Regions from separate parts of the Homo sapiens genome. Here region 1 is linked to region 2. A link is an interaction called in ENCODE POLR2A ChIA-PET data of the cell type or tissue named here. Cell type or tissue: PC-9. All regions are shown on one strand. Links, peaks and the distances in the headings refer to the core of each region. The heading gives the core; the rest is flanking DNA.

Region 1 (12,179 bases), core at 1,683-9,682, 88 kb after region 2:
ACAGCTTGCTATTTTTTTTATATTTTTCTCATGTTTTTGTTGTTCTGTTCTTCCTTTCATTTTTAGGGAGACTTTTAGGGCCTAACGAAATAGGTATTTTAGTATCCCATCCTATCTCCTCTGTTGACTTTTTAGCTAAAACTTCTTGCATTTGTTTATTTAGTGATTACACTAGGGTTTAAAATATGCATGCTTAACTTATTCCTTTCTACTTAGAGATACTGTTGTAATACTTCAAATAAACATGAGAAAGTTATATATAATTTAACTTTAGGATTGAAAGTTAATTTCATCCTTTAGTTAATGTTATCATGTATTTGCTTTTAAGTACATTGTAACTCTCCAATTAAAATGTTTCTTTTTTTTTGCTTTAAGGAATCAATTTTCTTTCAAAATAATCAAGAGAAAGAAGTATTTCATATTTATAATTTCTGGGTTTTTTTAACCTTTTTGTAAATTTGGATTTTTTAAAAAAAATTGTTTAAAATAATTTTTGTGGGTACATATTAGGTATATATATTTTTAGGGTACATGAGATACTTTGATAGAGATAAGCAATAAGTAATAATAGCATTGTGGAAAATGGGGTATCCATCCCCTCAAGCATTTATCCTTTGTGTTACAAACAATACAATTATACTCTTTTAGTTATTTTAAGATGGATGATTAAATTATTACTGACTGTAGTCACCCTGTTGTGCTATCAAATACTAGATCTTATTCATTCTTTCTAACCATATATTTTTTGGTACTGATTAACTATCTCCACTCCTCCCTCTTCCCCCAGCTACCCTTCCCAGCCTCTGGTAACCATCCTTCTACTGTCTATCTGCATGAGTTCAATTGTTTTGAGTTTTAGCAACCACAAATAAGTGAGAACATGTGAAGTTTGTCTTTCTGTGCTTGACTTATTTCACTTAACATAATGATCTCCAGTTCCATCCATATTATTGCAAATGACTGGATCTCATTCTTTATGGCTGAATAGTACTCCATTGTGTATATGTACCACATTTTCTTTATCCAGTCATCTGTTGGTGGACATTGAGATTGCTTGCAAATTTTGGCTATTCTGAACAGTGCTGCAACAAACTTGGGGGTGCAGATATCTCTTTGATATACCAATTTCCTTTCTTTTGGTTATATACCTAGCAGTGGGATTGCTGAATCATATTGGTAGCCCTATTTTTAGTTTTTTGAGGAAGCCCTAATCTGTTCTGTATAGTGGTTGTACTAATTTACATTCTCACCAACAGTGTGCAAGGGTTCTGTTTTCTCCATAACCTCGCTAGCATTTATTGCCTGTCTTTTGAATAAAAACCGTTTTAGTTGGGCTGAGATTGTGTGTCTTTGTAGTTTTTATTTGCTTTTCTCTGATAATCATCAGTGATGCCAAGCACCTTTTTATATCCCTGTTTGCCATTCGTGTGTCTTCTTTTGAGAAATGTCTATTCAAATCTTTTGCCCATGTTTAATTTGGATTATTAGATTTTTTCCTGTAAAGTTGTTGGAGCTCTTTATATATTCTCATTATTAATCTGTTGTCAGATGGGTAATTTGCAAATATTTTCTTCCATTCTGTGGGTTGTCTCTTCACTTTGTTGATTGTTTCCTTCACTGTGCACAAGCTTTTTAACTTGATATGATCCCACTTGTCCATTTTTGCTTTGGTTGCTTGTGCTTGTGGGATATTACTCAAGACATTTTTGCCCAGACCAACATTCTGGAAGGTATCCCTGACTTTTTCTTGTAGTAGTTTCGTAGTCTGAGGTCTTAGATTTAAGTCTTTAATCCATTTTGATTTGACTTTTGTATATAGTGAGAGATAGCCATCAAGTTTCATTCCTCTGAATTTGGATATCCAGTTTTCCCAGGATCATTTGTTGAAGAAGCCATCATTTCTCCAATGTATGTTGCTGGCACTTCTGTTGAAAATGAGTTCTGCATTACATTGTAGGTATATAGATTTGTTTCTGGGTTCTCTATTCTGTTCCTTTGGTCTGTATGTCTGTTCTTATGCCAGTACCATGCTTTGGTTAGTATAGCTCTGTAGTATAATTTGAAGTCAGGTAATGTGATTCTTCCAGTTTTGTTCTTTTTTCCCTCCGGATAGTTTTGGCGATCCTCATTTTTTTGTGGTTTCATATAAATTTCAAGATTGTTTTTTCTATTTCTGTGAAGAATGTCATGGGTATTTTGATAGGGAATGCATTGCATCTGTAGATTGCTTTGGGTAGTATGGACATTTTAACAACATTGATTCTTCCAATCCATGAACATGGAATATCTTTCCATTTTTTGGTATCCCCCTCAATTTCTTTCATCAGTGCTTCATGTTTTCAGTGTATAGACCTTTTACTTCCTTGGCTATGTTAATTCCTAGACATTTAGTTTTATTTATAGCTATTATAAATGAGATTATGTTTTTGAGTTGTTTTTCACATTGTTAACTGTTGGCATATAGAAATGCTGCTGATTTTCGTATGTTGATTTTATATCTGCAACTTTACTGAATTTGTTTCTCAGTTCTAATAGTTTTCTGGGGGAGTCTAAGTTTTTCCATATGTAAGATCGTGTCATCTGCAAACAAGGATAATTTGACTTCTTCCTTTCCAAAGTGGATGCCCTTTATACGTTTCTCTTGTCTGATTGCTCTAGCTAGGACTTCCAGAACTCTGTTGAATAGGATTGGTGAGATACTGCATCCTTATCTCATGCTGGTTTTCAAGGGGAATGCTTCCAGCTTTTGCCCATTCAGTATGATGTTGGACACGGGTTTTTCATAGATGGCTCTTATTATCTTGAAGTATGTCTCTACAATGCCTAGTTTGCTGAGAGTTTTCAACATGAAGTGATGTTGAATTTTATCAAGTCTTTTCTGTACTCATTGAGGTGATCATGTGGCTTTTGTTTTTAGTTCTGTTTAAGTAATGAGTCACATTTGTTGATTTGCATATATTGAATCAACCTTGCATCCCAGGGAGAAATCCTGTTTGGTTGTGGTGGATGAGCTTTTTGATGTGCTGCTGGATTCAGTTTGCTAGTATGTTACGAAGGATTTTTGCATCTATGTTCGTCAAGAATATTGGCCTGAATTTTCCTTTATTTTGCTGTGTCTAAACTGATTAATTAAAAATAAATGGATTAATAGCAGTGTTTTAAGACAAAACTGTAACCTATATGACTAAAATTTTATGTTTACTTAGTATTTCTCTTACATGTAGTTTAGATTTTTCATTTCTTAATAACGGAATTGCATGATTTTTCCCAAAAATCAGTTTTCATTTTGATTGATATCTATATTGTATATTTACTTTATTTACTTTGTATTATTTATGTCTTAAGGAACAGCAAATTTCTTAAAACTTAGATTATAAACTTCTGTGACCTCTTCTCCTTTTGTTCATTTCTTTACAGCACCATTTCTTTACAGCAAATATCTATGTAGTAAGGGAAGTGTGATAGTGCAGGACATCAACATTTTGGTGCTAAATTAAGATTGTCTGGATTTGGATCTCACTTCTGGCGCTCAACAACTGTGAAATCTTGATCAATTTTTCTATTTTCTTTAAGCCTCATCCATAAAATAAGGATAATCATTATGCTATCTCCTAGTAGATGTTTTAAAAGATGGTTTTAATCCATACAAAAGCACTCGACTTAATGTCTGGTATGTAGAATGTGTTAATAATATCCAGTCCTTAAAATACAATATTGATTTATTATGTAAAAAATGAAACATGAAGAGGCAGCATAGGAGAATGGAAAAGAGACAGAAAGTATCTGTTTTGCTTCTAACTCTGCCTCTTATTATTTGTGTGATCTCAGCTAAACCCTTTAAACTTTCCAGTATGCACTATCTTGTAAAATGAGCAGAAAAGGTCATCCTTGCCTGCTTCACAGTTTTGTGCAAGAATCAATCAGGCTAGCATTTTATAGCTTATATAACAATAATAAAAACAAAACTTTATGCAAAAAGGGAAATACAAACAATTTCATGAGACAGTGGGGCTGGGCATGGTGGCTCATGCCTGTAATCCCAGTACTTTGGGAGGCCAAGGCGGGTGGATCACCTGAGGTCGAAAGTTCGAGACCAGCCTGACCAACATAAAGAAACCCTGTCTCTACTAAAAATACAAAATTAGCCGGTCGTGGTGGCGCATACCTGTAATCCCAGCTACTCGGGAGGCTGAGGCAGGAGAATCGCTTGAACCCAGGAGGCAGAGATTGTGGTGAGCTGAGATTGCGCCATTGCACTCCAGCCTGGGAAACAAGAGGGAAACTCCATCTCAAAAATAATGATGATAATAATAAGACAATGATTTGATAAATTAAATGGGTCAATCCTAATATTTCTCTACCAGAATCACTCTACTATAAAAAAAAAAAAACATAAAAAAAAATAAAAAGTTTATTTCCTCAGCTTTGTCCTGGGATGATTCCCTTGTGAGCTGCCAGTTTCTTCTAGGTGAACCACTGCTTTGTGAGGAAAGATATGCTTAGTCTTATCTGAAATTTAATGAAGATTTACATATTTCATTAGAAAAATTATAAAAAAAGAATAAGTTGCACATTTCAAATATGGATACAACATGTATGCTTCATATGCACGTGGCACACGTGTGAGCATAAATGTGTGTTTCTGTTTAATGAAGAACATACTTGAAGAAGCAAACTGTAGTTATAAAGCCCAAATTGTGGAAATTTAAAGTAAGGGCTGGACTCCGATGACATTCTTAATTGCTCAAAAAGCTCTTTCGGGATATTGCCAGATGTTATGACCTCTTGCCAAAAGCATCTTGAGTTTTCCAGACATGTGTATATGATGTAGATATTTTATCCCATTTTCTAGGAAGAAGCGTTCTTGGGATAATAGTTCCAGAGGGAGGACTGGGGCACCTCTCAGTACCTGCTCTGCTGTGTGGAATCCAGTCAGGTGGTAGAACCCATACTAGTAATTTGAAGAAGGAAATTTAATATAAAGAGTTCTCAACTAGGTAAACAGTTGAGTTCAAAAAGGAATATAGAGATTTCTGTGGTTTAGTTGGGGTAGCAGCTATAGAAAGTAATCACTATCCTTAGGGTTTAGGGAAAAATAAACAAGGGAGGCAGAAAGGGTGGGTGAAATTTTAAAAGGGTAAACAGACTGCTGTTTTTAGCAGAGGAGTTTTTCTGTATGGCAATTGCTGTGAAATATGACATTCCTGAGGCCATTTTATGTCTGGGAGTTTCTGGAATACCACCTGAAATTACTACTTTAGGAGGAAAGAAGATATTTTCCCTCAAAATGTTTTGTTTTTTTTTTCTAAATCTAAGCAATGAAAACAATTGACAGAACCACAAACTGTGTGCCACAGAGTTTCACTTACCACATAATGAATTCATGGATTCCCCACTCCCCAATATTCACTGACTTGAATGTAGAAAGTTCTAGGCTTTGTCCTCTGGGAGATATAATGATGTGAATTCCTTTAACTTGGTATCTCTGAGGGGAAAGAAAAATACTTAAAAGTCACTGTAATACAAAGTAGAATGTGGTTAAGAGTTACATAAAGATAGTAGATACATGCAGAAGAAAAGTTATAATAAGAATTTCTATTTGTCTATGGGCTTTACCGTCTTCGTGGCACTTTTCGTACGGTTCATCTCATTGGGGTTATCAAAATAACTATGAATAGGCTAGATATTATTATCCCTATTTTACACATGAGGAATGCGAGGTTTAAAAGTGACCTCCTCCCAAATCTCACAAGTAATAATTGGCAGAGTAGGGATTTAAGCCATACCTCTTGAAACCCAATCACTTGGTCTTCCTAAAGCAACTCAATACTCTCAGAAAAGTGTTAAACTACTTATCATGAGTAGGACTCCATTTTGATATTGGAAGACGCAATCCATTTTCTCATTCAGAGGCCCCACACTTCAAAAGTTAAATGGGGTAGAGGAACATGTTAACTAATAGAGAACCTGCACAGAAAAGCAAGTAAAGTCCCCATCGAGGTGAAACAGTAGGAAACTTTTTGAACGGCTGAAAATGATCCCTGCAGAAGAAGTGAATAAAACTCTCAGGCTGAGGTGGGCACAGCTGGATCTCCCTTGCTAACTGCATGATTTCTGGCCTCCTTCCTAGAAACTCCCTGACATGTTTCTGGAAGCTCAGTCACAAAGTCAGGGGAAGGTTATCTGAGACAGAGCCGTTCTGATGTACTTGAAAAGATCTTCTCTTCCCCAGCCAATAGCCTGTCTCACAGCGGGCGTCACAAGTGCTGAGTCACTTGCTGAGCGAATAGCTCAAAGACAAGCTCCCATTGATCAGGCTGCCCAGAACAAAACCATTCCGGTCCCTCAAGAATTTAAGCCACTTGTAAGCTGCATTCTTTACATTCAGCTCATAACATAGCTCTGCATAGGTCCCCTTGCTCCACATAACACTTTAAATTTCTGGTCATGGGCATACACGACCTTCCGCATTCTTTTCCCTTGAATAGATGCTTTTACTCTGAAGAGTTTAAGCATGTTCTTATCTAGTTCATAGTGTTACCTGCATGCAGCCAAGTCTTGCTCCTTTTAGGGAGTGGTGTTTTTTCACCTTGAACAGTTAGCCTTTTCTTTTAGTGGCGCATCTCCCCAGAGCACAAGAAGAGCCCTCAAGGAGAGGGGCTTCGGGAAATCCATGGCTGTGCATTACCTCTTTTTTGTTCATCTCTCTCTCCTTCATCACATCTCACAGGTCATTTGTCCTGTTGGACCAAAACATCGCCATGGTAAGGAACCTTTCAGCCAGGGACATGTTGGCTAAAGACAGTTGTAAGTAACTGTTACTGGCCCATGTTTTATTTCAAAGCTGTTTGGGTCGGACTTATTTCACCCATCTCAAAAAGTTATTCCTTCTAATCCCATTAATGAATATGCTAGAGTAGAAGGCAAAATTCAGAGCAGGCAACAAAATGTAATGTAGTGGGCACAAATTAAATACTTATTCAACTGGGTTTAGATTCAATTAAGTTATCAATTTTGAAATAGAGATTTTCCACTAATATGGAAAATATTTTCAATTATAAATTCTTAATGAAGATATTCACTTTAACATTTCTTTTTTTTTTTTTTTTTGAGGCAGAGTCTCGCTCTGTTGCCCAGGCTGGAGTGCAGTGGTGCAATCTCGGCTCACTGCAATCTCCACCTCCCGGACTCAAGCGATTTCTCCTGCCTCAGCCTCCCAAGTAGCTGGGACTACAGGCACGCATCACCACACCTGGCTAATTTTTGTACTTTTAGTAGAGATGGGGTTTTGCCATGTTGCCCAGGCTGGTCTTGAATGCCTGAGGTCAAGTGATCCCCCTGCTTTGGCCTCCCTAAGTGCTGGGATTACAGGCATGAGCTACTGCGCCCAGACACTTTAACATTTTTTTAAATTGCATCATAGGGCTTAGAGATCTTTGCATATAGTAGATAATTACTATGTACCCATTATACATGAATGAATGGATGAACTAATGATGAATGTAAATTCCCACACTTGAATCTGAATAAACTTATAGACATAGGATAGAGAAATGCCTTGATAGGAGCATTTCTTTTATTTACTGTATTCTTAAAATACAATTTATATTTTAACTGAATACATTAAAAGTGCAGATATATTAGGTCAATACTTACAATACACAAATTCTTACTGTGTGTCTTACAATATGTAAAACATTGTAATAGGTTCTGTGGGGACCTCAAAGATTAAACAGACACTGAAATTACTGTAAAGGGACTTAGATACAAATCGCATAATGAAAAGGGAAGATGATCAATGATTTAAGGGGTCTGTGAAGCATCTCCTGCAGGAATTGGACATCTCTTCTGATCTCCCAAAGCTTTGGGATTCCTGTACCCATCACAGGCAATAGCGGCAAAGCAGTTCATTTCTTCCCTCTCCAATCACAGAAACGTCTGTTGTTAAGTAAGCTGTCATTCTCCTCAAAAAAAAACAACAACAACAACAAAAAAAACAAAACAAAACCAAAAAACCTCTTCCGCTGTGTCTATGAGAGAACTCACACTGCCCGGCCGTCTTCCTGAAAAGTTGTTCTTATTGCCTCATTAAATGATATGATATCCCCTTTTCTGTGTAAAGTTATTTGTCCTCTCAAGAGATGTATTTGTCTACTGTCTCCCAGTCCAGGATAATGAATTTATTTTGCACTTTCAGCTTCAATGCAGTGTAAGCAGATTAGGGTCCATCCTCACACCTAAACAGTATGATGTAAAGCAGAGCTTTCTGTTTTCTCTTCCACCACATATCACATGCTTTGTTAGCTCTTTGTCAATGTGATTAGGAAACCACACCGCTAATCTAGTGGGAGTGCAGGTGTTTTTTTTTGATGCAATGCCAATTGATTGATGGCTAAATATTACTAAATATCCCTGGGAAAACATTACCTCATACGAGGAACAAAGTTATAACCATTGCTGTATTTAACACACAAATTCCACAAGAAACCTCTTTGTTCTTCCTGACAGCTCTTGACTAATTTCATTTTCATTTTTTCAGAATAAAAACTGCATATCAGTGTTGGTTATGTTGGCTCACCACCTCCATGATATGGAAACATTCAGAACATTTATTTAAGAAAATAGGTTGTGTATTTTCACACTACCTACACACTATGGAACAGATATCTAAAACTGGTGCTGTCAGAATTCAAAAACTATGGCTGGTAGACCTGGTTGCTCAGTGTAATATGAGTAGGCACATGTATTAATTGTTCCCTAGAACAATTGTTAATGGAGTCTACAATTTATGTCACCTTATTCCTGCAATGGTTTTTAAATAAAAGGAATGAGCAGCAAGAGTATAAATATACTTGCATATTGTTTGCCAGAAAAGCTTTCATCCTTAGGTGATCTCCCATCTAGAGTCATTCTCAATGTCAGTGTTATTCTGCTTTCTCTTCTTTGATCCTTTTGTCTTTTCCTAATTGAGTCTTGTATGTCAGAAATATCCAGCAATCTGGGATATCAGAAAAAAAATTTTTAGACTACTATGACCCTTGGACCAAATTTTGAAAAAAAAAATTATTGTCATGTTAATCCCAAATATGCCAAAGCCTTCTCTTATATTTAAAGGGACCTTCCAACTTTCTATTAGATATTTTTCACTTTGAGTTTTTATTTTCTATTGCTATTATGTTAAAAAAAAAAGTCAAAGAATCAGTTTCTTTCCATAGGAAGTTATTCATATATTGTTTCAAATCCTGTTATGTGGTTTTTCGCAGCTAACATGATTTTTCATTGCTAGAGGTCAGAGGAATATACGCTAAAAATTATTACTTTGATTTAAAGTGACTCTAGAAAAATGGTCAATGGTTTATGGTGTTTCCCTGTGTGTGGAATGATGATAGGCCTGGGAATTGTATGAGAGAAGTTCAGGTAGGGGAATTGAGAGACTGAAAAGATGGAAGTTGCTAGAGGGACGGGGAGGGAGGTGAACTTCACTTTTATAATGGGGTGGAGCTGTCTATGTGCTGAATACAGTAATGCTATTACAATTCATGATTAGCATCTCCTGAGAAACTGGTTTGGATGGTCCTCTACACCCAACTGAACTGCAGAATTACAGATGCAGGAGCATATTTTCTATAAATTGTAGCCCAAGGTCTACTTAAGTGAACTTTGACATTCAATTCAAATTGGTTTTTTAGACTGACACCTCTGTCTCAAAGAGTACAATTCTGGTCTTGACACCTTCCATGTATATGTATACGTATACGTATATGTATATGTATATGTATGTGTATAGTGTGTGTCAAATCTTTGAATGCAGGGCCAAGAAGTTAGGTGAGTTTTTCTTACCAGGATTTTCTTCAAAGGCTTAAAAAATTATCAAACCCATAAATATGACTGAGCTGCCACATTTGTAGGAGAAATCATATAACCATGACTCAGTAACTTCAACTTTGATATTTATGATGCTCAGCCATGAAATCTCTTTGCCTCCTGATTCCTATGACATATGTTCTCTACTTCAACTATCATGAGCCGCATCTAAGAGCTCCTCATTTTATTGAGGCTCTAGACTCATTTAAGATCTGATAATAAGCTTCTTAACTATTTCATAGTCTCCCATTCCTAATGTAACTGTGTTTTCTGACCTCAAAATATATTGAGCACCTACTCTACACCAGGCCCTCTTCTAAGTACTGCGAGCATAGTGATGGACTTAGAACTAGTGTCCCTTTTATGACAGAGCTCAGAGTCCAGTGGGAGGAGCAGACAAGTCAGTATTTTATCTATAGTGTTACTTATATATAACCCACACACATATATGAAAATATATATGTGTATATATAAAGATGTATATAAGGATATATATGTATATATACACATATTTTTATATATGTGTGTTATTATATCCTTATATATACACACACACACACACACACACATATAAGGATATAAAGATAACACACATATATAAAAATATGTGTACTTATATGTGTATGTATATATCCTTTTATACATCCATATATACATATCCTATGTACATTTTTATATATATATGGATATATATCATATATGTGTGTGTATGTACATACGCACATATATTCACATACACATACATACATACATATATACATATCCCCCCTGGGTTTCCCTCTGTATATATTCTTAAGAGTTTCTGTAGGGAGGCCCAGGTAGTCAGAAGGAAACATATGAAGGGCTTGGTGGGGTGGTAAGAAAAGCAAGGCTCCCTAGAGGAGGCAATAACTAAGTCCCAGTCCAAGAGCAGGAGAAGTCCAATGTCCCAGCTCAAGCAGTCAGGCAGAGAGAACAAATTCTCCCTTCCTCCACTTTTTTGTTCTATCCAGACCCTCAAGGATTGAATTATTCCCAACCACATTGGGAGGACAATCTGCTTAACTCAGTCTACTGATTCAAAAGCTAAGACCTAGATGAGGAAGAGAAAGAATCACAGGTAGGGGGTTGGCAAGAAGTTGTTCTACGCAGAGGATTTTTCATTTCCTGATCCAGAGTCTGATACTTCACCAATCACCATGCACTCACAAGGCCCTGCAGTTTGCACTACAGGAATCTCATGGCACTGTAACAGAATAAAAATTGTAAATTCTGACACTCACAGGCTAGTGGGAAATCTTGCTTATCTGTTTCAACTACTGCTAAGATAGAGTTCAGAGACACGGTGGGATCTATTTGGAAAGTGATCCAGCTTGCAATATTAATTACAGACACTATTGTCTTAGTAGAGCCCTTCCTCTTCTGGGAGAATACTAATCACAGTGATGCTAACTCACACTTATTATTTATTGCTAAGGCTTTATATATGTATTTTTTTCTTTTAGCTTCAGAACAGGTCTGGATAGTAGATTTTATTGTTGTTACTATTTTACAAGTGAGAAAATCTGAAGCTTATGGAAGTTAAGTCAATAGCTAATAAATGGCTAATAAATACAAGAATTAATATTTACAACCAGTCACCCCACTGGCCTGCACTCTTACCTACTAGATTCTGCAGTAAGGAGTGGTTGGGTACATTTTATCACTTGAAGAGCTAAATAAAGATTTTTCACGTTCAAGGAGAATACATACTCAGGCTTCAGTGACCAACCCAAGTATTATCTTTTTAAATACCTTCCCTGCTGTGTCGAGTGAGAATTATTTTGTTTATCTTCTTAACATGGGGTGTGGCACACACTAAGGTAGAGTATTAGCTGAATGGGAAGTGAATAAATGTATTTCTATCACACTTAATATTAATTTATATCATAGTTGATCTTACATTGAATTATGAATATGGTAATGTTTATACATTTATTTGTATGTTAGACTATGAATTTCTTGAGGAAAAAGATCAATTTTAATCCTATTTTATGCCATCATCCTGCACAAATCTTGGCAGGTACATATTCAGTAAATGTATACTAAACAAGTGAGTGACTTGGAGAATAAATGAGTCAATGAATGGATGAATGAGAGGAAAGGATCTTAGAGATGAGTGCTAGCATGGTCAGAAATCCAAACAGTGTCAGTGTGTACACTAAACATCTCTGAGCACTTATCTCATTTTCTTGCATATAATAGCTCTGAGAGAGGCCTGTAGGACTTTTCAAAGATCCTTGTGATTCTTTTCAGGTTTTTTCGGGCTACATGACTAGTTCTGGCAGTAAATGAAG
Region 2 (12,179 bases), core at 1,547-9,546:
CAAATTAAAAAGGAAAAAGTTCATTGTCTCTGTTTGCAGACATGATCTTATATTTAGAAAATCTAAAGATTTCAGCAAATATCTATTAGAACTAATAAGTGAATTCAGTAAAGTTGCAGAATACAAAAATCAATACACGAAAATCAGTAGCATTTCTATATACTTACAAAAAAATTACCTAAAAAGGAAATCAAGAAAATGATCCCATACGTAATAGCTATAAAAATATTTAGGATTACATTTAAAGAGGTGAAAGATTTGTACACTGAAAACTATAAAACATTGATGAAAAAAGTTGAAGACACAAATAAATAGAAAGATATTCTGTGTTCATGGATCCGAAGAATTGATATTGTCAAAACGTCCATACTACCCAAAGTGATCTACAGATTGAATGCAATCCCTATGAAATTGTGAATAACATTTTTCACATAAGTAGAAAAAAATCCTAAAATTCATATAGAACCACAAAAGACCCTGAATAGCCAAAGCAATCTTGAGCAAAAAGAACAAAGCTGTAGACATCACACTATCTGACTTCAAAATCTACTACAAAGCTATAGTAACTAAAACAGCATGGTGCTGTCATAAAAGCAGACACATAGACCAATAGAACAGAATAGAGATCCCAGAAATAAATCATGCATTCATGGTCAATTGATTTTTGACAAAGATGCCAAGAACACACAATGGGGAGAGAAGACTTTGCTAAGTTGTGCTCAGAAAACTGGATATTCACATGCAGAAGAATAAAATTAGACCCCCGTCTTACGTCAGACAAAAATCTACTCAAAATGGATTAAAAACTTAAACATAAGGCCTGAAAATGTAAAACTACTGGAAAAAAACATAGGAGGAAACCTTCATGACATTGGTCTGGGCAATTATTTTTTAGATATGAATTCAAAGCATAGGCAGCAAAAGCAAAACTAGACACATGACATTTTATCAAACGAAAAAGCTTCTGCACAGGAAAGGAAACAACAGAGTGAAGGAACAATCTACAGAATGGGAGAAAATATTTGCAAAGTATACATCTAATGAGGGGTAATATCCAAAATATATAAGGACCTCAACTCAATAGCAAGAACACAAATAACTTGATTCACAAGTGGACAAAGGACCTGAGTAGACATTTCTCGAAAGAAGACATACAAATGGCCATCAGACATATGGAAAGGTGCTCAACATCATTAATCATCAGAGAAATGCAAATTAAAAGCACAATAAGATATCATCTCAGACCTATTAGAATGGTTATTATCAAAAAGACAAAAAATAACAACTATTGGTGAGGATGTAGGGAAAAAGGAACTCTTGCACACCGTTATTGGGAATGTAAATTAGTATAGCCATAATGGAAAATAGTACAGAATTTCCTCAAAAAATTAAAAATGGGATTACCATATGATCCAGCAATCCCACAACTGGGTATATATCCAAAGGAAATGAAATAAGTATGTTGAAGAGATATCTGCATGCTCACGTTTATTGCAGCATTAGTCCCAATAGCCAAGCTGTGAAATCAACCTAAATGTCTAAATGCATCAGTGGATTAATGGATAAAGAAAATGTGGTATATATACACAAAGAAATACTATTCAGCCTGAAAAAAATAAGAATATCCTGCCATTTACATCAGTACAGATGGACGTGGAGGACATTATGTTAAGTGAAATAAGCCAGACATGGAAAGACAAATACCATATGATCTCACTTATACGTGGAATCTAAAAACTTTGAACTCATGGAAGTAGAGAGTACAGGGATGGTTACCAAGGTCTAGAGGATGGGGGCAGAGAGAAGATACTCGTGAAAGGGTGCAACATTTCACTTATGAGAATAAATTCAAGAGATCTGTTGTACAACATACACTGGAAAATTACTAAGAGAGTAGACTTTAAGTATTCTCAGCCCCTAAAAATGATAAGCATGTGAGGCAATGCATGTGATAATTAGCTTGATGTAGCCATTCCACAATGTATACATATTTCAAAATATGTTGTATACCATAAATATATTCAACTTTTATTTTTTAATTAAAAAATTTTAAAAATTGAGAATGTACTCATGGCTTTGGAACCATGTGAATAAGGTTTCTTTGTTAAGGGACTAATGAATATTTTTGTTTATGGGCCCAGATGGTTAGGTGGACTGAGGAATGCCATGAAAACGAAATACTTGAGGAGAACTGAGAGCACAAGGGAGATTGATGTGGCTGACCCATTGTTGTCCTTTGCTTTAGTCCAACCTAGAGATTTTCATTATTTATTTTTCACACTGAGAAAGACAACCTACAGTGATATTAGAGATGTAGCGATGGTGCAAAATTGCTGGAGAAAATAACCTGAAGACAACTGGAATATTACTTGCTTCTCACAGATATCAAATTCACATTTACCCACCAAGTAATTTCAGATCAGATGTCTTTTTTCTGCATTTCCTTTGCTTTTCTACAAGCCACAAAAGACAGCTGTCATCATGAGCTTCATCAAACCTGAAACAAGTCACTAAAAATTTGGCATCATTGACATCAACAGTAACTGGTAGGCTACTCAAGATGGAAAATACTTTCTTAAAATTTAACTTTATTTTGAGACATAAGGTAGTGGAATTCTTGAATTGTAAAATGCTAACAAACAGAATTTATTAAAAACCCAAGGTTAATTAAAACAACCCTAGTCATGAGCCATTTCTAAGTTTTACAGGGCTGTTTTGAATAGTTTAAAAGTAGAGACTGGTGCTAACTCAAAGTACTCGGTCCATTTGGATCCCTATGAACGTCCAAGACAACCACAAAAATGCTGAGAAGAGTCCACAGCTTTGCATTCAGAGCCTCCATGACTGTGCCCATTGTTTGTGAATGTGGGTGGAAACTAGAGCCCAAACCTCAGAGAATAAAACCTGCCTGATACAAAAAGTACCATGAGTAGATTCTGGAATGGCCGTGACCCAAACAAATTGGAGAGGATTGAGGAGACTCCAGGATACATATAAAGTTCAGGGATGGATGTTAGGTAGCTTTATTCGTTAGGGCTTGATGAATTGGCATCGTGTGGGTGGGGCAGGATGTAAAGTCTTCAGTTCAAATGAAATGAGGAATTTATCTGTGATCCTGCCATCAAGTAACTGCACATCATCTTGGCTCACTCTGAATCTCTCTGTGGTTCTGTTTCCTTACGGGTAAAATGCGGGGAAAGGGATTGTCACTGCCTCTCCCAGAATTAATGAGGTGATATTCACAAAGAGCATTGTACTCTTAGGAAAGAATGCTCTGTGGCAGGATATTATAGGGCAGTAACATCAAGCTTGTTTAAAACGTGTGCCTGCTGTTACCACGTGGGTGCTATGGCTCAGCAGTCTTGTATATCAAATATAAACCAATGCATATGGAACTGTTTAAGGATAACAGATGATGAGCTGAATAAATGAAATAGTTTATTTTATACTAAAGGTAGTTCATGCTTAAAAAATGCCTTGTGGCTGCTATTTCATCTTCAATACAGTAAAGACATACTTGAGCAATCCCATTTAGATAATCACTGGCCATTGATGGCAGAAATTAGAAATGCAGAAAAAGATTGGGTCAGTGAGTCTGTTTCCTGGGAGACAGCAGGGAGGAAGCAATTTCAGCAACGATGCTGGGATACTCATGCTGTGTGTTAAGCCACCTTCACAAACTTGCCTCCGTGACTGTGGCTGTGATACATGCCCAGACAGAACTCGGGATTGGCTACCCCTGGACTCACTCTTCACAGCTGCCTAGAATCTTTTATACCAGGACCACGTCAGAAACCTCTGGGATCCATAAGTAAATAGCAAGGCTCTGCACTCAAGAGTGGCACCTGCAGATTTTCCACTTTGCTTTTGCAAGTTATTCAGACACAGCATTTCCATTCATCAGGAAAATAAGCCAACTGCCTCCTAAAGAGCATCTTTTCCTATATTTAGGGGTTCTGGGGTCCACTTGCTGAAATCAGATAACTTCACTACCTTAACTTAAATTCTCCAGTGGATTCCCATTACACTTAGGACAAAGATCTCATCTCTTTACCACAGCTCACTTCTAACCTCTTGGACTAGCGATGCCCCTTGTTTGCCATGCTCTAGGTGTAGTTTCAGACTCAGTTCTACCCCAAGCCTTGGCTCTTGCTGGTCTTGCTGGCTAAAGTGCTCTGCCCCAAATCTCCAAGTGCTGGTAACCTCATGTGCACCTCCAATGTCACTTACTCGAGTCCTTCCCTGATCATCTGATCTAAAGTCCTCTTCCCTACCTACTCTTCATATATCATCTTATTTTATTGTGTTTTTGCACTCACACTAACTGTAATTATCTTGCATATTTTTCCTTGGTTATTATTTCCTCCTCATGAAAGTGGAGAGCTTGACTGTCTTCATACTTTTGGGGCTCTTGTGTCTGGAAGAGCACCTGGAACATAGTAGATTCTAAGTATGATTTCAGTGGATGAACTAACGGATAATAATTCACAATTTGGACTTCCAAATTCTGTCTGGGATTTTTAATACTAGTAGCTGTGACTAATTCTACATAGTGATATGTTTGCTGGGAGGAAGTCTTTCATCTAATGTGCAGTAAAAGTAGTCTAGAATTATTCCATTCTTTATGACTTAGCTTTAAGGGCAAGTGAAATTCTAGAATTGCAAAATGCTAACAAACAGAATTTATTAAAAACCCAAGGTTGATTAATACAACCCTAGCCATGAGCCATTTCTAAGTTTTACAGGGATGTTTTGAATAGTTTAAAAGTAGAGACTGGTGCTAAGTCAAAGTACCCGGTCCATTTGGATCCTTATGAATGTCCAAGACAACCACAAAAATGCTGAGAAGAGTCCACAGCTTTGCATTCAGAGCCTCCGTGACTGTGCCCATTGTTTGTGAATGTGGGTGGAAACTAGAGCCCAAACCTCAGAGAATAAAACCTGCCTGATACAGAAGGTACCATGAGTAGATTCTGGAATGGCAGTGACCCAGACAAATTCTAGAGGATTGAGAAGACTCCAGTTTACATACAAAGTTCAAGGATGGATGTTAGGTAGCTTATTCTTTAGTGCTTGATTATGTTAATCATCATCAAACAAGATGATATATGTTGGTCATCATCAAAAGCTAACAAACAAGCTTCCTTATAATTGTCATCTTATTGTGTTGAATCACTCCAAAAATAGCTCTAATACACTAATTAGTGCAGACTATGGGATCCAGAGGAACAGCTATTTTTGGAGTGATTCGACACAGAAAGATTTCTTACTAAATTACTGTTCATTTTCTAGATATATAGAGGGTGGCACAAGAATCCAGAGATTCAATCTCTGTTCTCATCCTTATTAACAGAATGTTTGAAAGAAGATCAACCTTTCTGACTTTGTAGTGTCATATATTACCTGCCTGATCTATATCTAAATGATGTTATGAGGATCAGGTGAAATATGTGGCTGAAAAGTCTCTGAAGCCTTCAAAGTGCTATTTGGATGTAAAATATCAGTTTATACATGAACATCTAGAATGATATATCTGTTGATTCCCGTATTTCTTACCAGATGATATATTTTATTCCTTGTATCTGCAGTTCCCAGTGTAGTAGGTATTTAATGCATTATTGAATGAATGAATACTATTATGATTTCTTTCTTTCTCTTGGCCAACTTCTGTCTCCTCATTGTAAGCATTATTAGCTTTGTATTTATTTTTTCACTCTCTTTTATAAACTGTTGGCTATTAAAGAGAACAATTTCATAGAGTTCATTTCAGTGTGATTTTCTTTTATTTTGGTCACTGCATATGGTCTGGACATGGGTCTTCAGCATCGCAGGGCATGGGATGAGGGTGAGAGAGAGAGCGAGAGAGAGAATGCATCTGTTCAATAAATAGAGTGAAGGGTAAGGATCACACAGACTGTGGCCCATATCCTTCTGGGGTGTGGACTTGGGCATATTTGAGACTTTTTACTATTAATACTAATCACGACCGCAGCCCACTCTAATCCATGTGCCATGACCATTGGTGAAACTCTGAAGTCAAGACCTTAGTGAATCATGTCCTAGTCTGTTGGGCAATACCTTTATTTTTGGATTTGGGTTATTTGTAGATTGCCCTTTTTTGGTATAAATGAGCAGTACTGTTTATTTCCATTTTGCAATAAAAAGCTACTGGCTATTTAGCCAGAAAGCAAATATTTTCACTCTGAATTGCTTTCTGGACATTTTTTCCAACAGTGTTTGATTTGAAGCTGTGAAACACATTACTCCCCTTCCCTCCTCCCATCCCCTGCCCCTGCCATTTCCTCTTAGGTGGATCAAAACCAGTGCTTCAGAAAATAAAGCCAGTATTCTTTGATTGCTCCTTTACCATATGAAAGCATCAGAGAGGCTGAAATAAATGCCTGTTTGGTCCCAAAACACTGCCATCCAGGAAAATCTGCCAGCCAACCAGGTGTTCCAGAATATTTTGCCTGAGGGCCAGCCTGCCCAGGAACTGGCATTGAAATATGTCTGGGCTTTGGTATTTTCTGTGCAGCTTAAAGTGCTACCTTTGGGCACATTTATTGGGATGCATAAGAAATAGTGTACAATCTGCATAGTGATAAAGTTTTGTGTGTCTTAGACATGTTCTCCAGTTGTAGAATATTTCTCTTACAGACCTTTGGATCCCTCAGTTTCTTTTTTAAAGTTAATTTTGTATTTTTCCACCTGAATGTCTTCTCCACTCTCCATTTATTTAACTAAATTTTTAAATCTTGTTTGTTTCCTTATCCACTGAAAACTTTACCCCCAAACCTTTACCCTTTACACAGTAACATACCTATCCACTCACATACACGCACACCACCACTCACCCACCAACACACCAAAACAAATTGTAAAATCTTAAACTTAAAAGTTTAATTTCATTTCCAGCTGTGATTTACTATCAGTAGCCTGGTTGTCCTTTATTTTAGTCATTTCCAGCCCTGCCTGGCTAAACTCAAGTCGCTCAACTCCTGATTGACTCATAGTCTAGGTATTTGGTAGGAAGATTTTAATCTTTCTTTTTCATGTTGGTGACATTTCCTAGTTGTGCTCTGCCATTCTTTAGGTAGCTGATAATGGGGCTTTTTTCTTTTTAATAATAGCAAATAAGAACAGTATAATTAAAAAAAGAATGAAAGAAAAATAGTAATTTCAGAAAGAACCAGTATGAACATAGCAATGAATTGCAAATTTGTAAAAATAACTTGGGTATTAATATATCAGATTCCTGAAAAGTGAGTAAATGTTTTCTTCTCATTTTTTCCCAGTGTCTTCTAAGTAGAAGATGAAGGATGCTTTGCAGGTGACTAAAATGCACTGCCTTGTTATTACAGGGAGCGGACTCAAACCTTTCAAATATTTTGAGTGGTTGGAAAGAAGAAACACAAAACAATTCTATTTTCTGAGTTTTAAAAATGTCTGAACCCCTGGAAGACCCAGCCAGACCAAATCTGCTTTTTCTCCTGGATCCATAATGTACAGTGGTAAATTAAAGGCTTCGAGAAGCTCTGTAGTAAAGAACTCTGTTTAACTTGATGTTTTACACATTCATTAGACCATGAGATTCTCTTCTTGTAGAATAAGAATCAACATCTCATAGAAAATTTCCAGAGACCACAGTTAAAGAAGGGTTCTCTGAAGCCTTTTAAAAGCAGAGAGTAGGCAGCCTGAGGTACCAACTCTGCAGTGTGATCAGCAGAGGAAGACAGAATTGGGAGAAGCAGCAGAGGTCTATGGCTTCTAACTGGAACCTAAGGATAAAAGCACAAGAGATGCTGAGTGGTGAGCTTCTGCCCACAGAGGGGACAAGATTGAGGGAGAGGAAAGGGGCTGAGATGTCCCATGTGACCCGAGCAGGCATGCAATAAGCTCATCCCTCAGTTAAGCCAGGTTTTTCCAACTTTGTTGGATATTTGAATCATAGTTGTTTTGTTCTGCCATAAAGACAATTGACTGAGTTTTGATTTCCCAATGTACATGGGGGAAAAGTAACCTTCCTGATTCATTAATTCAGTAATTACTCAGTATATCTCTGGTGAGTATTCATAATCATATTGTTGTGAATAGGTTTGAATAATCTGTCTTGTTTTCAATGGAAGTTACATCAATTAGGTTTCCTACAAATTACACCCCCCACCCTCTGCTTCCCCAACTCACACACACATATTTGTTTCCCATTCTGTGGTGACACATAATGAAAGCTTATTGAGAACCTGGTCTGTGTAAGACAGCTGCCCTGCAGATGTTCCAGAATTGTATTAAATGCTCTACACATTAATGTTGACTTACAGGAGTCTGAAGTTTTCACCCCAATCTCAAGCACTTTAACTCTTCATTCCTCTTTGATTTACTTTCAAACTGAATGATTAAGGAACAATATGGAAACCACATGTAAAATGCCCAGTGAGTTTTCTTTTTTTTTTTTTTTTATGTATAAAAACAATGGAGAAAGCCAATGTAGAAATACCGAGGCCAACCAGTGGTTTACTTTGATGCTTACCAGGGAACACTAGGGAAATTTGCCAGTACATGGATCCTGTTTGGAAGAATCAGATCAAAGGAAGAAATATACAGTGTCAGACCCTGGCACCTCCCAGGTTTGTATGTTCAAAGTGCAGTGTCTAAAGCAATTTTCATTCCTTGTCCATGTTGCATTGTGTGTCACTCTTCTCTTTTAAAAAGTCCTCAAAATGAAAAGACATATGCTCATCATGAACAAAGATGCAACAGAAATGGAATTCTCAGGTAGCCTTGGATTTACATTTTATTTGGGGATTTATTGACCTTTGGAAAGGTTGAAATCCCAGATAGTAATGTATTTCATGTCCTTCACCCTTTCTAAGAATATCCTCAATTTCGTTTCATTTTTAATTATTATTTTGTGTTAATTTGCAAGAGCCCCTGAAGAAATAATTATTCATATAATTAGAGTCTATATAAATAGAGTTTATATATAAGCAGAGTCTATAACTCAGCTCTTCTCAGAGGCAATGAAAGAAAGGTTAAAAGGAACTCTGGAGAGACTATGAAAAACGGACTGATATACAAGTGGCCTAGACTTTGTAGCTGCTGAGATGTCATAGCTCGTGGGATGATACAGGGATTTATGAAAAGCCTGTGATCTTCTGAAGTTCCAGATGGAGGTGTGGAGTGCTCTTGGTGGCAACATTTCAGAGAGGGTGCTTGACATTTGTACTTAAACCTCTAAACTTGGCAAAGAGCTTGAGTATGATTACGACAGAGAAAAAGGTCTGTACCTTCATCATCTATGGTTTTCTGCCCTTATCACAGACCCTAAACTTATAAACGAGTAGAGCCACCTCATGTCACCTTCAGTTGCCTTCTGCTTCTGCTCCTAAAAGAATCTGGGAGGAACTTCTAAGTCTGGTAAAAAGGGTGGATGGTACATAAGCTTCTCACTTTGTGTCTTATAATAACATTCCTCAGGCTTTCTAAAAGGCCAACACCTTGAAAAAGTATGTCAAATTGCTTAGTGTTTTGAATGTTTTAAATGTTGGAGGCAGCTTTGCTTGGTTCTGATGGTACATTCAGCATTTAATTGGAAACCAATTTCCCTCCTTATTTTCTTGAAGGAGATTTGGTCCTAGACAACTGTACTGCAGAACTGGGGGGACTTCCAAAAAGGAAACATACTCCCAAGATTTTGTTTCTACTCAAATACCAGAGCAAAGCTCTGACCTCATACAAATCAGTTGAGAGAAGCCCATTTCTGGCTGTGTATTTGGATCCCAGAATATTATTTCCCCTTGCATTTCATGATTCCACCCCTCCAGATTTGGAGTCATTCACTGTATGATATTTGTGGTGACATCTTAGACTTCAGTTTCCGTAATGAATGCACCTGAGTTCCAGCACTAATTTTCTCTTCCCTGGGAAAAACAAAAAAACACAAAACCATTTGTATGGCCCCCTGAGTTGTCACTTCATCAATAAGTGAGGCTCTGTGCTTTGGGATAGTTCAACAAATAGTTTTGCCACTGACCACAGATTTGGATGAAATGATCCTTTACTGCAGACAGCACAGGAGTGATCCAAATCAGGACATATGGGGAATGGTTTCTCTTGCCATGTGGCTTTTGCATAGGATCATATAACCACCAGGCCAACAGACCCACTCATTAACCCCATCAACTGCAAATAGAGTAAGTCTCAGGAAAAAATAGCTAAATTCAAACTACACAAATGGCTTCTGTTTTCTCTTGTCATTACATCCTTGGATCTTAGGCATTACATTAAAATTGATTGGGTTTGTTTTTTTTGGTCAAAAACCTCCTCAGATCTTTTCGCTTTAAAATTTTCCAAAGCCTCCTTACATGTCTATGGTTTTTGTTTAAGAATTTAGAAAACAATGAACAAAAACCTTTCTCCCCACCCAGTTCAAACTTTTCATTTTGTTAAGCTTGTAAGTGTTATTACCTTTTTCATAAGGGTTCATTTAAATTAAGCCTCAATGATTTGGAGTGAAATTAATTAATAACTAATATAAATGTATTAAAGATCATGTCTATATATAAATCTATTTGACTGTTTTGACTACATGAAACCTACTTAGTAAATTGGAACTCACTGAATAACCAGTTATTTGGGTATGTATATCTTGTTGAGTGTTTGGGTGATATCTCTCCTTTTCTGTTGGGTGAAACCTCTACTTTTCTTTTAGGTTCCACAAATAAATGAACATAGGACTGAGAGGGAAATGCAACTGAGAATAGTTACATATTTTGTTCAATTACTAAGAAACATGTCATTGTGAGACTAGTGCTGTACTCAGGTGTCATTTGCATTTTCTTTTCTTCAGAAGGCCTAACACATTACTCTGGTGGATCTTCTACTCATTAATACTCCATTCCACTTGGTGTTTGAGTCCTTTGAGATTCAATTTCATTTTGTGACAATGCTGACTTACTGGGGCAGCCGACAGTATGAGAAGAATGAATTGTGTACATAATGTTTGATTTGTACCTTCATGTATTATAATATGTCAATGTATTGACAAGTGGTAAGAAACTAGAGCCAGTGGGGAAGATTAGTGGGAAGATGTTGCCTGCTGCTGCCTGTGTAAATTCTCACACAAGTGGCCCTTGTACCTAGCAATTTTAAGTGATGTTTCATTTGTGATTGTGGAAAACTAGAAGGAGCATAGCAAAAGCTTCTTTTTCACTTGCTCTTTCCTTGGGAAGTTCTAGAAGAAAGGGACAGGAGAGCATGCTGATTTTAAAGAGGGAAAGTTTTTAGTCTTTCAGCACCTCAAGAATCAACCTGTAGTCTGTCTTCTGTACCCTAAAATGTCTTAGCACCCATGTGCTTAATGATACTGAGTTACAAAGTTAAAGTCAGGCCTGGCGTAAATGTACATTCATCCTTTCTTGGATTGTAAGACTTTTGGGGACAGGATTTGTGTTTTATTTTTTCTGAATCCTGCAGAGTGTTTAATAGTAAAATAATGAAAATAATAGTAATACTGGCAGCTAACAATTGTTGAGTATTCACTATAAACCAAGCAATATATTAGGCACTTTATATACGTTATCTTGTTTAATCTTGATTATAATTCTAGTGTTGTTATTATTAATACCTTATAGATAAAGGAATTGAGGCTTAACGTTTGCATAACCTGCCCAAGGTCATGCAGCTGGTGTAGTGGGTTGAATAGATTCCCGTAAGATATGTGCAAGTCCTAATCCTTGGTACCCGTGAATGTGACCTCATTTGGAAATAGGGTCGTTGTTGATATAATTAAGAATCTTGAGATGAGATTATCTTGGATTTAGGGTGGGCCCTAAATCCGATGATTGGTCTCCTTTTGAAAGAAAAGAAGGGAGATTTGAGACACATGCAGAGAAGAACACCATGTGAAGATGAAGACAGATTAGAACGATGCATCTACCAGAGAAGGAATGCCAAAAATTGCTGACTACCACCCCAAACTGGGAGACAGGCATTGAACAAATTATCCCTCAGAGGCTTCAGAAGCAACCAGCCCTTCTAACACCTTGATTTCAGACTTCTGGCCTCCAAAACTGTGAGAAAGTTAACTTATTGTTTTTAAGCCACTTAGTTTGTAATAATTTGGTCCAATAGCTGTAGAAAACCAGTATAGCTAGGAAGTGATGGAATGTACACTCCATTAT

Evidence for each region. ChIA-PET counts read pairs that join two places held together with the same protein. Peaks named below come from ENCODE experiments on the same cell type or tissue, not always from the same donor. Only the 100,000 strongest peaks of a DNase experiment are listed, where the experiment ranks them.
Region 1: POLR2A ChIA-PET joins it to region 2 with 11 read pairs; 5 of 35 experiments call an interaction of 5 or more read pairs at or near these places.

What each region holds. Positions count from the first base shown.
Region 1 is chr15:39,207,788-39,219,966 of GRCh38, reverse strand. The region is part of intron 1 of LOC105370777 (a long non-coding RNA gene); the gene reads left to right. It overlaps LOC124903467 (a long non-coding RNA gene), which reads right to left and starts at 9,057. Exons shown (of 3, transcript XR_007064589.1): 1 at 5,787-9,057; 2 at 5,370-5,485. RefSeq lists enhancers at 5,676-6,875, 6,681-7,212. In PC-9, for the core only: no CTCF peak of the experiment used is centred there; a DNase peak (open chromatin) is centred at 6,366; H3K4me3 peaks cover 358 bases; H3K27ac peaks cover 1,582 bases.
Region 2 is chr15:39,295,779-39,307,957 of GRCh38, reverse strand. All of the region lies in intron 1 of LOC105370777 (a long non-coding RNA gene), which reads left to right. Among named protein-coding and RNA genes, the nearest start is that of LINC02915, 51 kb to the right of the region's middle. In PC-9, for the core only: no CTCF peak of the experiment used is centred there; a DNase peak (open chromatin) is centred at 7,007; H3K27ac peaks cover 1,028 bases.